Regions from separate parts of the Mus musculus genome. Here region 2 is linked to region 1. A link is a loop called in an ENCODE intact Hi-C map of the cell type or tissue named here. Cell type or tissue: heart. All regions are shown on one strand. Links, peaks and the distances in the headings refer to the core of each region. The heading gives the core; the rest is flanking DNA.

Region 1 (8,336 bases), core at 175-8,174:
GCTGGTTTATACAGTGCTGGAGGATGAGCCATGACTTGTGCATGCCAAGCAAGTACTCGACCAATTGAGCTACACCTGGAACTCACTTTGTAGACCAGGCTGGCCTCGAACTCAGAAATCCGCCTGCCTCTACCTCCCGAGTACTGGGATTAAGGGCGTGCGCCACCACTGCCTGGCCATCCCCAGCACCAAATTAGCATTTAAACAACAAGCAAAGCAAGAAGGAGAGCCTGTGTCTATAGCTCCAGCACTCTGGGGGTCAAGGTGTGATCAGAGCCTGTGTCTATAGCTCCAGCACTCTAGGGGTCAAGGTGTGATCAGAGCCTGTGTCTATAGCTCCAGCACTCTAGGGGTCAAGGTGTGATCACCCTGAGTTCAAGACCAGCCTGGGCTATATGTAAATTTCAGGCTACTTAGCAAACCTTGCTTCAAATGCCCAAATTAAAAACAAAACAAAACAAAACAAAACCCCACAATTATCACCAAGTGTGCTGGTGTATGCCTTTAATCTCAGCCCCTCAGAAAGCAGAGACAAGCAGATATCTAAGTTTGAGGCCAACCAGGATTTCATAATAAGGCCCTGTCTCAAAAAAACTACCCCTAGAAACACAAATTTCTATATATGTATGTGTGTATGTATGTATGCATGCATGTAACTATTATGTATGTATGCATGTATTATTTGTGTGTGTCCAGTATGTACATGTGTGTGCCCATGTGTTTACATATATGCATATGTGTTCAGTGTGTGTGCGCATGTGTATACAGATGTGTTCATTGTGTATGGGTGTCTTCAGTGTGTGTGCACATGTGTGCAGGTGTGTATGTTCAGTGTGCGCACACACACGTGCAGACGCTTGTAGAAGCAGAGATGTCAGATGTCCAACTTTCACTCTCTACCTTACCCTCTGACAAGGTCTCTCTCTGAACCTGGAGCTTAGCTGGTAGCAAGCAGGAAGTAGCCATCCCACACTGCCCACCATTTCGTAGTGCTGAGGCTGCCTGGCAGTCCCCATCTCCAGTGTTTTTATGTGAGTGCTAGGGATTCAATCTCAGGGTCTCAAGCTGGCATAGCAAGTACTCTTTACCTACTGAGCCATCTCCCCACCCACCCCTCTTAATTTTTATTTTTAATGAAAAATTTATCTCTGAAGTGTCATAGTAAGAATTAAAATTGTAGGAAAATACAAAATATAACTCTTGTGTAAAGTGAATGAAATTGTCCTGGCTCTCAATCCAATTCTAATGGCAAGCAAACCCTTCTGGACTGTGTCGAATACTCAGTTCGTGTTTCTGTCACAGTGTCAAAACCTCACTTGGCTGTCCTGTCACCAGTAGCTGGCCATGGACTGTGAAGTCTAAATCGAAATACAGACCAATTTAAGGCAGGTTGACAGTTCTGAATCTCTGTGTGGGCCGGCCAGGAAATCTGTATCAGCTGTTTCCCCTATATGTTAAAAAATAAAAAGTAAAGGGCTTCCCTGTGTTTCTGCAAGTTTGTATAACTTTCTTTTTGCCTCTCAGGAACTCTCTACCTGCTTGTGGTTCCCACACGCAGCCTGGGTGGGACCCGGTGACCTACTGTCTACAGCCTTGTCTGCTCCCTGCCCCCTGAATCAGCTTGCTGGGGATACAAGCTCAGCCTGTCCTGAGCCCGGCCAGAGACAGAACTGCCCACCACTGACCATTCTGTACGGCGCTGACAATGTGCTCGAAGACAAACAGCTTATTCTTAGTGGAAACAATCCTCACCATCACGTGTCCCCAACAGCCTTTTATCCACACCAGCGGTCTCCTGAGATCTGGCTTCCACAAAAACTCAAAGAGCTCCCTGATCACCAATTGGGTGAGTACAATGTGTTCGCAGAACCCGCGCTAACAAATCATCGCCCCCCCCCCACCCCGCCCCCGTGCCCAGTTTTTAAGATGCTGGAATCTTTATGAGCAAAAAAGATGTTTAACTATTCTGCACATCACCAAGGGCTATTCCATTCGGAGATCTGCCTCAAGAATCCACAAACCCAACTTGAGAAGAAAAGGGACAAACGTTCTAAAGCAACCTGAGGAGTTTAGTTTAGAAAATCATAACGCTGAAGAGGACAGTTGGGACAAAACTCACCTCCTTCAGAACTCCAACTGGTCAAACCTCTCGGCTAATCCTTCATTTAAAACATTTTAGAATCTCTATGCGACCCAGAACATACAATATGGATCTAATTAGGTTCAGCTGCCTTATGTTAGTAATAAAATTGAAAGAGGAGGGGGGAGAGAGAGAGGAGAGAGAGAGAGAGAGAGAGAGAGAGAGAGATGGGGGTGGGGCCTTTGTTCATCCTCTCCTGTGGCCTAGGGAATCTCAAACTCCCAAATTTTGCGCATCTTCAAGGTTCACGCAGAACAGCACACCATTAAATAGCCCAGAGTAGCTGTGAGCCGTGCAGATATCAGACTTTGTAGAGGGTCTGGAAGAGATTTCCACAAGGACTGAAGTCCAGCGCTCCACCTCACCCACCCACTCGGCCCTCGTGCTCCCCGACTTACACCAGGGCGGATGGACAGGGCATCTGGTTCCAGGGACAGTTGTACTGAGCTTGAATAAAACTCTCGCTTCCCTCCTGTACCGTGCAGCTCACGTTCTTATTCACGATGTAGGCGCACCAGTTTCTGGGGTAGAGAGAAAAGGGCTGGATAAACTTGGAGAACAATGGGGAGAAGGGGGAGACGAATTGACCCAACAAGTTGGCGGTCACCAGCGCTGAAGGCAGGAGCTTGCCAAAGCTGCCACCCCAGGGTGTCTCTTGCGTCTTTGGAACACCAAAGAGTCCCAAACCTGCAGAACAGGATGTGTTCGTGTTCGGGCTCGGTGGCAGATCCCGTAGTTCTGCCGAACACTCCCCATTGCCCGGGTTCGCTTCAGGATGCTTGGGGCGCCTGGTGGGGAGCACATGGCCACCCGGGGGTGGCGACACCCCAAAAGCCTATGGGGCTCTCTCTGCTACCGCCCGTCGCCATTGCCGGGGCAGCTCTGGAGCCCGCAGGCGGATTCGGGAGTGACCGCCTAGGATCTGGGACTCTAGGGCTGGGGGCGAGCATAAGGGACACACTCTTACTTGTTCCTGGCACTGGGCCTCGCGTGGTACCCAGGCTGCGAGCTCGCGTGGCACAGTCCCGCGCCGCCCAGGGCCAGCAGGGCCAGCAGGGCCGGCGTCCAGCGACTGGGTGCTCGGGGTCGGGGCGGGGTCTCCTGACACATCTTGAGCCCCACAAGGCTGCAGGCGGCGGGGCCGCGGGAACCGGCAGCGGGCTCGGGCGCTCGGCGGCCCCTCTGGCTCTTCGTCCCCACGCCTCCGCACTGGCCGCTCCGCGGTCCCTCAATGACGCACAGGTCCCCCCGGGTGCCGCCCTCTTTAATTCACTTCCCTCTCCGAAACGTGACTCTTCCCTTCACCATCTCTCGGCCCATCGCCTCTCGGCAGGGGGTTCGGGGAAAGAGCCAAAGGGTTAGGAACCGGGGTCTTGGTTACAGACTTTTCAATTACACATTCCTTTGGTCTCTTCCCAAACGCCAGCAGCTCCGCCTCTCACCTTCCAAACAGCGCGACCCCAGCCCCTCCGGAAGTGCAGCAAGCTTCGGGCGGTCCCCACCTCGATCCCCCGGGGCCTCTCTCCGGCCAGAAGCCCAGGACCACCCATCAGTTATTGCCCCCCCCCCCCGGCGGGGGGAACCTACTCAAGGGGGACTCAGCGTCGATTTCTTCCTCTGAGGCCCCACCGCCGTCTACCCATCAATCTTTAAGGTCTTGGGCGAAAGTTGAAGACGCAGGAGCTCTCCTAGGCGCAGCTAGTACACGGCTTGAACTTTCCAAATGCGCGGGCTGCTCCTGGATAGTGGGGTTGCCTCCCCGCAGCTGCAAACTGTCATTTGCTACTCCAGTGTTTATGAGGAGATGTCCTGCTCGGACGTTTCTCTTTCCATCAGTATTAAAGGCGGATGTTTCGGTCGGTAAAATGCTGCGCAAACATGAAGACATGAGTTCAGATCCTCAGGCACCCACATAAAAAGTTAGACAGGCTTTCACAAACCTGTAATCCCAGTACTAAGGAGGTGGAGACAGAAGAATCTCTGAGGCTGCAGGCTCACTGACAGACCCTAGCTCAAGGGGGGAGTGCCAGAGAGAGCAATTGACAAGAGGATACAAGACATTAATCTCTGGCCTGCACACACGCACACAGTATGTATGTGCGGGCAAACATTTTTAAAAGACCATTTATTATAATAGTTTTTTTTTGTCTTTGCATCTAAATAGTTCAGATTCTGTTGGTGCCTTCCTGCCTCCCTCCAACCCTTCATTCCTCCATCCTTCCCTCCCTCTCTTGCTCCCCCTGTTGGTCATGTTTTCTGCCTATTCAAACGCTACAGGGGTCTTTGCCAATTTCTCTATAGCCTGACCAAAGTGACTCCACAGATAAAATCAGCCACAGAGGGTAGGGTGTTCTACTTGGGAAGCTGGGGCAAGAGACTCACCTTAGAGGCTAGCCTAGGCTACACACTGCACCACCAAGGAGGGGTATTCTAGAGGAGAGAGAGAGAGAGCTATTCCTTTGAAATTAGTTGCTGCTCCTACCCGCCCTAGTTGGCAAGCCTAGGCTCACTGCTGTACCTGTGAACTAACATGACACTGTTGGCTGGGGGTTGGAGGGACAGGGAAAGTTGGCTATGTTTTGATAAAACTAAATGAAGCCACTGGTTGTTTTATTTTCTCATATGCTTTGCTTTGATGGTTTTATTGGGTCCTTTTGATTTGCAAATTGAAGAAAGAAAATTCCCAAAGTAGAAAATTGTACCATGTAAGGACATAATCCGTTCATGAACTTTCCAAGTGGAAGATTATACAAATAGTGGACTGAAGTCATCCTGCCTTCAAAAGAGCCACGGGGGAGAAATAACAAAGATAAAAGACTGTCCTGTGTAACCTGATCTATGCCTTTCTCTTTGTCTTCTCTGTCACCCAGCTCTAACCTCCATTTTGTCCATTGAGTGTCCTGGGGAAGATCTAGTCTAGAAATGGAGACTGCGTGAAGGAAAAAATAGGGGGCAACCCACAAGTTATGTCCATCAACAACCGGCAGCATGTGTGTATGCATGTGGGTATGTGTGTGTGTGTGTGCGTGCGTGTGTGTGTGTGTGTGTGTGTATGCGCACACGTGAGCACCTGTGTGTGCAGTATGTGCGTGCACGTGTGCATGTATATATGGGTGTGTGCATGTGTGCGTGCTTGTGTGTGTATGTGTGTGTATGTGTACACCTATATGTGTGTGCATGCATGTGTGTACGGGTGCATGTGCATATACCTGTGCATGCAGTGTGTGCACGTGCATGTGTATATGGGTGTGTGTGTGTGCATATGTGAGTGCCCATGTGTGTGTATGCGTGTGAGTGCCTGTGTGTTCATGTGTGCATGTGAGTACATGTATGTGTGCGCACACACACACGTGAGAGAGAGAGAGAGAGAGTGCACACACCTATATATAAAAGTGCTGGTGCCTGCAGAGGCCAAAGGTGTTGACTCTCTTGGAGATAGAGTTACAGGAAATTGTGAGCAGGCTGATGTGATTGTGGGAAATCAAACTAGGGTCTTCAGTATAGACACTTAACCACTGGGCCATCTCTCCAGGCCCAATTTTCCTTTTTTGTTTGTTTGTTTGTTTGTTTGTTTTTTAAGACAAGTTCTCACTATGTAGCCCTGGCCTGGAACTTCCTATGTAAACCAGGCTATCCTCCAACTCACAAAAATCTACCTGCCTCTGTCTCCCAGGTGCTAGCATTAAGGGATTCAATACCCTGTGCAAACTGCTTTTAGCATAGGCCATTCTCAGACTTGGAAGTGAGGTGACCTGGTGGCACAAGCTGCTTTTTCTGTTGAATAAAAGTCATTCCAGGAAGTGCTGTGCATACAACTCGGTGGTCCGATGTTGCCGAGCACATGTAAGGCCATATGTTCAATTCCCAACATGGAAAACAAAACAAAGCAGGAGGCCATTCAAGACTTAGAGAGTCGACCCTGCTTTGAGATGACGGACTGACCATTCAGCCTTTGTCCCTGTGGGCTACACATTCCCAGATGCAAACAATCATATTGTAAAAATACTTAGAAAGGCAAAATTGGGCCTGCATTAAATATGCTATTGTACTTGGTCCCTAAACAACCCAACATAGCAACACTGTATTCTAAGTGGTATTTCCATTGTAAATCATAGGTAGATTTATGTAAGTAGATAACATAGTAGATCATAAGTTATCTGAAGCTGGTTGAGGCTCTTGGGAACTTGTACTCAGGTTAGATGCAAATGCTATGCCACTTTATATAAGGGTCTTGTAGACTCAAAGGTTTTAGCAACCCCAAGGGTGGTGGAAGCAATCCTAAGATCCCAAGAGACAATTATACTTAATCAGCAAAAAAAAAAAAAAAAAGATTCTTCTCTGTAGATACATTTTATTCTGAGCACCAGTTATGTGCAAGTCTTTTCATTTGGTTGGTTTTTTTGTTTTGTTTTGTTTTGTTTTTTTGAGATTGAGTCTAACTATGAAGCCCCTGTTGTCTTTAAACTCGTGGCCTCAGCCTCTAACATTGGAATCACAGGTTTGTGGTGCTACACTTGGCTGTTCTGGGAGTCTGTCACATGCTAGGTGTTGTGCAGAACTACTGGTCTCCATGAGAAAGCTCCAACTTTATAGAGCTTCCAGGTAATTCCTGTGCACAGAACGGAGTGGGTGCACTGTGCAGACAGGCCTCGAGTGAGCCCATGCTTACCATCCAGGCTTCTCCAAACAGAGGTGCAGTATATTTGGCTTAGGGCTTCTCCAAGAAGATAGAACCCTTAGCACCCAGTGGGCTTCGAAGGGATAGCTTCTTTTCTCATTCAGTTGGAAAGGGGGTTGCCACAACCTCAGGAGCTAAAAGGACTTTCCACAAGAAACAGAGCTTTGTACAGAGAGAATGTTTAAGCACACTAAGAAACAAAGCAATTGGGCAGGTCGTCTGGTTCCAGCAGTAGCAATAGCATAAGTGTAGTGGGCAATAGCATAAGTATAGTGGGCAAAATATTGCAAGTTTAGATTCTGGTACTTAATTGCTGATGCCCCTCAGAGTTCTTGAAACCCAGTTTATGCTGACAGTATGTGGAATTTCTCTTGAGTTTAAGATGAAAGTACCCCCATAATAACTTGCACCTTTGATTGGTGTGATCAGTTAACCCAAAGCAAAAAGTCTCAGATGAATTTTCTTTTGTATGGGTTGAACTGTGGGCGTGTAAAACAGCACCCCACAAGTTGTACCCCGAGCCCTAAAACTCCAAGATGAAACAGTTTGGCAAAACCCATTTCTGCCTGGAAGTCTCACTGGTAGAAACTTCCACGGTAGACACAAGGCCCTGAGTTCTACCCTTAGTACCTCACATTTAAAAAAATTATTTCTTTCATTTACTTGTTGGTTATAACATAAGGTGCTTGCCACCTATCTCAGAAGAAGGGACAGAAAGAGAGCCAGAGGTCAGAAAGCCAGAGTAAACCGGTGTCCTCTGTTTGTTTGTTTGGTTGTTGTTGTTTTGTTTTGTTTTTTTCGAGACAGGGTTTCTCTGTATAGCCCTGGCTGTCCTGGAACTCACTGTGTAGACCAGGCTGGCCTTGAACTCAGAAATCCTCCTGTCTCTGCCTCCCAAGTGCTGGAATTAAAGGTGTGTGCCACCACTGCCCAGCAACCAGTGTCCTCTGGATGTGACAGGACCACTGCCCTTATGACCTCACAGCAGCCATGGTCCCCTGCACAGGAGCAGACCAGCATTACAGGCAGCATGGAACAGGAAGAAGTGCATGAACCCCACATCTGGCTGAGGAGATATTGACTTCAGATAGCTTCTGGGAGAAGGAGGGCCAGGTTTCTTTAAGTTTGGCCCCTATAGGTTGGAAGCTCCAGGGGATGACTCCACATTCAGGAATATATGAGTGGTGCAAACGGGACTTGGTGAGTTATTTCTTAAAAAGAAGGTGTGAAGTTGGGAGACAGGGAAAGGGAAGATGGACATGGGATATGACCAAAATATATTCTATGGAGTTCTTAATTTATATATAAATATATATCACACATTTTGTGTATATCATATATATATACACACACACAATCACACATACATATCACATTTTGTATACACACACACACACATTTCTACACACATTTCTTTTTTTTTTTTTTAAGATTTATTTATTTATTATATGTAGCTGTCTTCAGACACTCCAGAAGAGGGAGTCAGATCTCCTTACGGATGGTTGTGAGCCACCATGT
Region 2 (8,336 bases), core at 75-8,074, 87 kb before region 1:
ATTCCTAAGGAACACAGTCTAACAGCAAATTCCTGAGCCTGTCTGGCTCTTACAGTATTTCTGCCCCTCTTCAGCAGTGTTCCAGCAGCGTGCAGGATTTTGTGCATCCATTGGGACTGGGCTCCACAGCTCTGCATTTGGACTGGTGGTGGTTTTCTGTAGTGCTCTCCATCTGGTACAAGGAGAACATCCTTGATGAGAGTGTACACTGACTTACTGACACCACATTGGAAAAGCTAGATTTTCCGTACAACACTATCAGTTCTTTCCTTTTTTTTCCCCCCTGTATTTTCATATCTTGTTCAATAGTTACCTCTTTGAGTTGTTTAATTTTACAAAATGTTACTTGAGGTCTGGAGAGAGAGTTCAGTCAGTAAAGTGCTTGCTGTACAAGTATGTGAACCTAGCTTTGATTTTCTGAACCCATGTAAATGCTGGGCATGGTAGCATGTGCTGTTATCTGCTCTGGGGAGACAGATGAGCAGATCCCTAGGTCTTTCTGCCCAGCCAGCACCCCCTGAGCAGGCAAGTCCCCATCCCAGTGAAAATCTTGTCTTATACAAGGTGAATGACACCTAAGGACTTAGAACCCGAGCTTGATCTCGGACCCCATGCACACACATACATGTGCACCCATGCATACACAACGATGTATATACATATACACACATACACATATGCCTACCACACTTCACTCTGTGGCTGAACTGAGTAACAAAACTCTGTAGCCAGTCACCAGCACAGTCTGCAGAAGGCCAGTGGCTGCTCACTGGTCCTGACAGTGTCTGCTGTTGCATAGTGACCTGGGTTAAAAATACTCACAGGAACTATGCTCACAACTCAACACTAGAGTCAGTGAAACATTTGAATGTCTGAGTTCTGCAATACGAGCCCTGCTTATGCTATAACTTGCAAGTGCAGAATGTTTCTCCCATTTCACAATATTATGAAGTTTAAGCTGGGTGTAGTGACTCAACTTGTAACCTCTGCACTTGAAAACTGAGGCAGGATTCTGTGAGTTCAAGATCAGCGTAGCCAGGCCTTGTTCTCCAGAAAGAAAAGAAAACTGAGAGATTAAGAAATAAACTTTTGAAATGCTGTGAAAACATTTTCTTTCAACCCATGGTTACCGGTGTTCCCCAAGTTTGTTGGGGGGGGGGAATCTGTGGGTTATTAACAGTGTTTCTCTGGGACTGTAGCTCTAGAAACCCAGTGCTAAGTTTGGCTGGAGAGTCCAGAATTTGGGTTTGGCTAAGCCTGAAGGAAAAGACTCTTCATGCTAAACCACACTTGTTTCCTCCTCAGATTGACATAGAAATCAATGGCAGTGCTGTGGATCTTCACATGAAATTGGGTGATAATGGGGAAGCCTTCTTTGTAGAGGAGACTGAAGAAGAATATGTGAGTTCTCAAAGCCCTTTGCATGTTGAGCCAGGCTTCTATAGCATGTCACAAAACAGCTCTTCCACTATTTCCATGATTGTGTGAATAATTATTTTTAACTAAACAAGCTTTTGTTATATGTTGAAATCAACTTCTCAGAAAAGAGCTCACACCAGCTTTCAGAGTCCAGAGAGCATGCAGAAAGCTGCTTGTTGTGATATCAAAGGGATTTCCTGCTTCATAGCCATCATAGCTTACGGTTTGACTTGAAGTTATTCAGCCCTGCCTTGAGGCATATCTCTTTAGACTAAGTGTGCAAGTGTATATATGTGACCTTTAAATTTAGAAGAGATGTTTCTGGGGCCAGAAAGAGAGCTCAGTGTTAAAGACACATTTCACATAGGCCTGACAAGCCTGCGTTTTTTATCTCCACATGAAGATGTAGAGAACTCAATGCTGTGCCACACACGAGTCCACTACACACATGCACGCATGTACACACATGCACGATCACACACATACACATATGAGGCTTTCAAGAATGACTCTTTTGTTTGGTTAGCAACGTTATACCCATGACTTTAAGAACCACTGACCTATAATGTCAAGAGATAGAAACTGATTGGCCTATGGCTTTCTATATTTTAGTATACATTTGGCCTCTTCTACAAGTCTATACAAGTCCCTGTCCTTGTGCACTCCAGACACACATAACCCACTTGGGACAAGAACAAACTATTCTTGACGCAGTCATTGTGACTCTTTTCTAAAACTATAGGAGCGTCATTATATCTTTTTCCATAAGAAATTATATCTTATAACAAAATTAAGAAGTTTCAAGTTATTAGGGCACAGGCTTTTGCGGGTGAGCTTCTAGCCTGATGACAGCAAGAGTGACCAGCAGCAAGCAGCGTTAGTTTACTTTGGTCAGTGTTTGCCTATGAGCATGAGGTGCTGCTCTGTGCGTCCTGCAGCCTACAAAGGAGCCTCCTCTGGCTGCTGTGTCCCTGGCCCTCTTGCTGGTGTGTTACTACCTCATCTGCATTGACGTGACATAAACAACATTTCACCTCCTCAGAAGAGGCAAAGAGCAAGTGAAGCATAATAAATATTAGCTGGCTGTCACCACATAACCCAGGAGATGGGGGTTCTTTAGAGCTCTTGCCTGCAGGTACTGCCAGCCTTTCTCTGGAAACCCTGCTTTAGCGGTTTCTTTCTGTGAGCAGATTCCACTGCACGATAGTAAGTTCTAGGACAGCCAGAGCTACATAGGCTCTGTTGCAAAACAAAACAACACAGTAAAAATAAAAATATCCAAATTCATTAAACAAACATTAGAATTACTGTACTAGGACATATACTATGAATAAAATAATAATAAAATAAAGACGTGCTTTTAAAGTGAATTAGAAGGTAACAAAACTCATCAGGTACTGTTTATTTAGTCTGTTTCTCTGACTTCTTCTCACATAATTGTCCACATCAACATTGCTTTTCAGTCAGCGATTCTGAAACAGCCTCTTTCATAGCTGCACAGTTTCCATGGTGAGGTTTCACTGGCTTATCTAGCCCTTGTCTTATTGGTTAGTAGATGCCTTAGCTAGGTTTTTAATGCTGTGATCAATACCATGAATTTATTTCACCTTACAGCTTACTATATGAAGGGAAGTTGGGGCAGGAACCTGGAGGCAGAAACTAAAGAGAATCGTGGCTGACTAGCTTGTTCCTCATGGCTTGCTCTCCTACACAGCCAACCACCGTGGGCTGGGCCCTCCCACGTCAGACATTAATGAAGAAAAAACCCCACAGACTTGCCCAACCAAAGAGCAGTCTAAGGCAGGCAGTTCCTCAGCTGACATTCCCTCTTCCCAGATATATCAGGTGTGTGCTGAGCTGACAAAAACCAACTAGCGTAGACATCCGGGTACTTTCTCCCTCACCCCAGACACTTCTGTGATAAAACTGGAAGACACTCCTGAAAACCATAACAGCTTTGAAATGCAAGGCACCTTGATAAGTAACAAAACCCATTAAATGAAACCTCTAGAAATTAGGGCACATGAGCCTCATCTGGGTGCCTTGGGGGCGTTCAGGCTATGGCAGTTGTATATTGGTGGTGAGCTGGTAAACTAAACTTTCAGCTGCAGGGTGTTTACCAAATCCAAGTTAAAAGTTTTAGTTATGAAAACACACTTTTTTTGAACTATTGTATAAAATTTTGACCATTTAAGTTATGGAGTTAATTTATGCCTGTCTAATGTGCCTCTCCTTTCTTTTGAAAGGCCAAGAAATTCACTAGATTAGTTTATTCAGTATTAAGTTGAAAGTTTAACTATTCTAAACATTGGGCCACCTTTTGTTTTGAATTCCTGAGAGGATATTTGGAATGACATTGACTGACCTCACTCACTGTAGGTGTCCCTAAGTCACAGTCACAGTCACCTTCTTCACCTTCCCATTCATTTGTTCACATGGCTCTAAACCTGCTGGCTTCCTGTTTCTCTCGCCTGCCCTGCTGCCCTTGTTAGATGTGGCCTTGGCCTTGGCCTCTGCCTCATCACATTGTGTCAGTCCTTGTAATGCTCAGCTGCTGCCCTGGGACAGCTCTTTGCACAGAATAATTGGCTTTGCTTCAACCACAGCTTTTGCATGTTGTACTCAGTCACATCCTGAAATGAGCTAGCACTTGAGTCTTGCTAGCACTTGACGTTCTGCCCTTAGGAACTATTCCCTCCTACCCCTATAAAAAGGTGTGTACTCAAAGAGCATCCAGTTTGTCATAGATAACTTTCCTTTTGTTCTTTAAGGAAAAATTACCTGCTTATCTTGCCACCTCACCAATTCCCACTGAAGACCAGTTCTTTAAACATATTGAAACCCCTTTGGTGAAATCAAGTGGAAATGAAAGGCCAGCTCAGAGTTCAGACGTTTCTCACACCTTGGAATCAGAGGCAGTTTTCACTCAGAGTTCTGTGAAAAAGAAGAAACGAAGGAGAAAGAAGTGCAAACAGGACAATAGGAAGGAGGAGCAGGCAGCTTCCCCTGTTGCAGAAGATGTAGGTGATGTGGGTGTGAGCTCAGATGATGAGAAGAGAGCCCAGGCAGCAAGGTAAGGACTTCTGCGGGTGCTTGCCATGCCGTGTGCATCCAGTAGAGGGCCCCAGCTCTATTGTGGGGCCAAGTGTGAGCCGCATCCCACTACCCTCACTGTCAGACCTTCGGCTATGCTACTAAATGCTCCTTGGAACAGTCTGGTGGTTTCTCTGCCAGCTTGGATTGGCTTGGGATGAGCCTTCCAACCTGCAGGTCTTTCCCCTCCCAGTTCCTCCCCTTCCCTTTCTTCTCTCCCAACTGACTGACTGACTGACTTCCTTCTCTCTCTCTCTCTCTCTCTCTCTCATTTTGTTTTGAATTTATGAGCAAAATACCCTTTTATGTTAAAGAAGACTTTTGGTTTTTTGAATGGGATTTTGCTCAACACTTTCATACCAGTTAATAGGAATCTCAAAACCTATACCACTTTTTGAGCCAGCACTGTCCAAAATTTCAAGCCTAGCATTTTAAGGCGGGGTGTACAGTTTTTCTCACTACCTGTTTGACCCAGTGCTCACCCAAACACTGGAAGGACATCCACAAGTGTTGTCGTGGTTCTCTCCCTGGCAGCTCTTTGAGGCTGCAGCCATAGGTGGTGTATTGGCTAGTTTTGTGTCAACTTGACACAGCTGGAGTTATCACAGAGAAAGGACCTTCAGTTGAGGAAATGCCTCCATGAGATCCAACTGTAAGGCATTTTCTCAATTAGTGATCAAGGGGGCAAGGCCCCTTGTGGGTGGGACCATCTCTGGGCTGGTTGTCTTGGGTTCTATAAGAGAGCAGGCTGAGCAAGCCAGTAAAGAACATCCCTCCATGGCCTCTGGATCAGCTCCTGCTTTCTGACCTGCTTGAGTTCCACTCCTGCATCGATCAACAGCAGTATGGAAATGTAAGCCGAATAAACCCTTTCCTCCCCAACTTGCTTCTTGGTCATGATGTTTGTGCAGGAATAGAAACCCTGACTAAGACAGGTGGCCTGCATGTAGTGTCCTTTATGGAACTGGGGAAGGACTCAGGAGAGGGATGCTGACCCATTTGAATATTTCAGCTGAGCTGCTGGAAGGAAATGGTACACTGTCTGGAAACGCTGGGCTTTCACAGAAAAGTGTTGCTATAGAAACTGTGCAGACTAACTTTTGCCTTGATGTGTTTTGCTTATTAAGGTTTTTTTTTTAATTGTCAAATCGTGAGAAACCTGTTATTGATAAATGATTAGTGTATTATAATTATACTATTTTCTGAATAGTAATTCTCCCTTGGAGATGGAACGGTTTCTGTCTAATCAGGAACTTTTCACAATTTCCTTTCATAGAGGACTTCATAAGAGATTTTTTTCTACTTCTATCATGTTTAATGTTCCAAATAGATTTTAAAAACTGGTTGAATGCATATTACTTTTAGCTTCAGAAGATATCATGTATATTTAAGAGGCATTTAACTATTATAAATTATTTGATGACTTTTAAAAAAAAGAGAGAGAAAATACATCAGATACAGAGCAAGGTAAATTATAATGATGACAACTCTAAGTCCTGAAAAGAATGTCTTTCAGTTAGTAAAAACACTGACCAGGCTGAGTTATGAATTCTACTTCTTTATATCTTTGATTCCCAAAGAATTTAACCTGCTTAGAGATGTGGCATTGCTTATTCAAGACTTGTCTCTCTTTCCTGCTTCTAGTCTCTGAAGGACCATTTACCTCCAGCATAAAAACTTGGAGACTTCCAGATCTCTCAGTGCTGAGAGCAGCTCTGTTAAAGTTCTATACATAGTCAAGTGTTTCAGTGGACAAGAAGTGTGTTTTTATAAAACTGTGAAATACTTACATGTGGCAGTTACCTACATGTGTGTTATAATGCCCATTCTATGCCTTATCCTGAAAATGTTTTTGCAGCTAAATTTTTTTAATTAATTAATTTATTTTATGTATATGAGTACACTGTAGCTATACAGATGGTTGTGAGCCATCATATGGTTGCTGGGAATTGAACTCAAGACCTCTGCTCACTTTGGCCCAAAGATTTTTTTATTTATTATTATATGTAAGTACACTGTAGCTGTCTTCAGACACACCAGAAGAGGGCGTCAGATCTCATTACAGATGGAAGTGAGCCACCGTGTGGTTGCTGAGATTTGAACTAAGGACCTTCAGAAAAGTAGTCAGTGCTTTTTACTGCTGAGCCATCTCTTCAGCCCACAGCTAAAATTTTTGATCCACTAAAGCCAACCTGAAGTGATGCTTTTTAGGTCCCCAGAGCCGAAAATTAGCAAAGTTTTAGAATTCTTTAAAAATGAGCAACTTTATCTCAGGAAGTGACAATATTTCTAAGACACACACAAAGCCTCTACTAAACACACGAGAACTGCAACGCTAAAGGAATTCTGTAAACAGATAGTGTCAGTCAGTACATGTCGATATACGACCAGAACTGCTGGGGTCCCAACTGCGTGATAGTTGTTGCTATGGTTGCCAGCACCTATTTGCTTGGTAAGAAGGCATCATGGTACATGTGAGCTTGAGCCTCTGGCAGCATTCAGGGCTAAGTGGTCTGCTCTTCATTCATTTGGATGCTAGTAAGCTGTTAACATCACCCTTTGGAGGAGCCCTCCCCCGAAATTTCCTTAGAACAAAAGTCTGTTTAATTATGCATCTAACAGAAACTAGACAGTAAGAATTAGCTAGCTGTGGGAGTGAGTTCAGGATGTATTATGAACTCAGTGGTGTCTGGCCTGTGACAATTTTTCTTCTCACCCTCCAGGAGGACTGAGCTGCGGCCATAAGCTGCTCAGCTGTGGGGTGTATTCTGAGAAATGCATTAATAGAGAGGCTGACACAGTCTAAATGATACAGAGCTGCCCTTCATCATGAATGTGCTTAGTGAGGACCACAGTGGACACACAGGGATGTATTCAGTCCACAGCCACTGGCCATGCCCTCCACTACATCCCACACAGCCACTGGCCATGCCCTCCACTACATCCCACACAGCCACTGGCCATGCCCTCCACTACATCCCACACAGCCACTGGCCATGCCCTCCACTACATCCCACACAGCCACTGGCCATGCCCTCCACTACATCCCACACAGCCACTGGCCATGCCCTCCACTACATCCCACACAGCCACTGGCCATGCCCTCCACTACATCCCACACAGCCACTGGCCATGCCCTCCACTACATCCCACACAGCCACTGGCCATGCCCTCCACTACATCCCACACAGCCACTGGCCATGCCCTCCACTACATCCCACATTCAACCTACATACTGAGCTGTCTTGTCTCCCCAGCCTCAATTTTTCGTTTCTTTAGGGAAAGTTTAACCTTTGATTTATTTTTATTAGATAATGGTTGGTTCCTAGTGTCTGCTTGAGTATGTTCTTTTTTCCTTTTGAGTAAGATTGTATGTGAGAGTCCATTGAGGGAAGAATTTTAACAGAAAGATCTTGGAAGATGCATGCATTCCTATGTCTTAAGTGATTTTTATCTGTGTGGGAAGGCAGGTAATAGAAAAAGAGGTAATAGAAAGTGTGCTAGAAGGGAAGTAGTACTGAAGAAGTAACAGCGCTTTCTTTCCGTGCTCTCAGCCCTAGAGTGAGTGGGATGGCTCTGGGTTATGTTTAGTACGCTGTCGGCGCACTACTGCTCTGTAAGGCTTACACTCAGTACACTATTGAGCTGAGTGTTCTAGAGGAGCCCTGAACCTGCAGTACAGTGCTTTGTGCTTCTCAGAGGTTTCCGCCATTTCCACATGCTTCCATAGAAACCTCCTCGTGACTGAGAAGTAGACAGAACACATGACAAATTAACTCCCTGAAGACAAGAACTGAGGCCGTAGCTTTTTACTTTGGACAAAT

The links. Peaks named below come from ENCODE experiments on the same cell type or tissue, not always from the same donor. Only the 100,000 strongest peaks of a DNase experiment are listed, where the experiment ranks them.
Region 2: a loop joins it to region 1, with 2.8 times the contacts of the local background. A loop is called at or near these places in 2 of 42 quality-filtered maps.

Annotation. Positions count from the first base shown.
Region 1 is chr17:71,307,611-71,315,946 of GRCm38, forward strand. It overlaps Emilin2 (elastin microfibril interfacer 2), which reads right to left and starts at 3,401. Exons shown (of 8, transcript NM_145158.4): 1 at 3,108-3,401; 2 at 2,539-2,661. The coding sequence starts at 3,250. 4930471L23Rik (RIKEN cDNA 4930471L23 gene) reads left to right here and starts at 7,846. Exons shown (of 3, transcript NR_045460.1): 1 at 7,846-8,018. In heart, for the core only: a CTCF peak has its summit at 4,365 (motif pointing left); DNase peaks (open chromatin) are centred at 2,504, 2,911 and 3,341; H3K4me3 peaks cover 2,984 bases; H3K27ac peaks cover 2,948 bases; H3K27me3 peaks cover 994 bases.
Region 2 is chr17:71,220,750-71,229,085 of GRCm38, forward strand. Lpin2 (lipin 2) reads left to right here. Exons shown (of 20, transcript NM_001357791.1): 3 at 1,306-1,401; 4 at 4,191-4,492. Among named protein-coding and RNA genes, the nearest start is that of Lpin2, 41 kb to the left of the region's middle. In heart, for the core only: CTCF peaks have their summits at 4,539 (motif pointing right) and 6,582 (motif pointing right); no DNase peak of the experiment used is centred there; H3K27ac peaks cover 1,366 bases.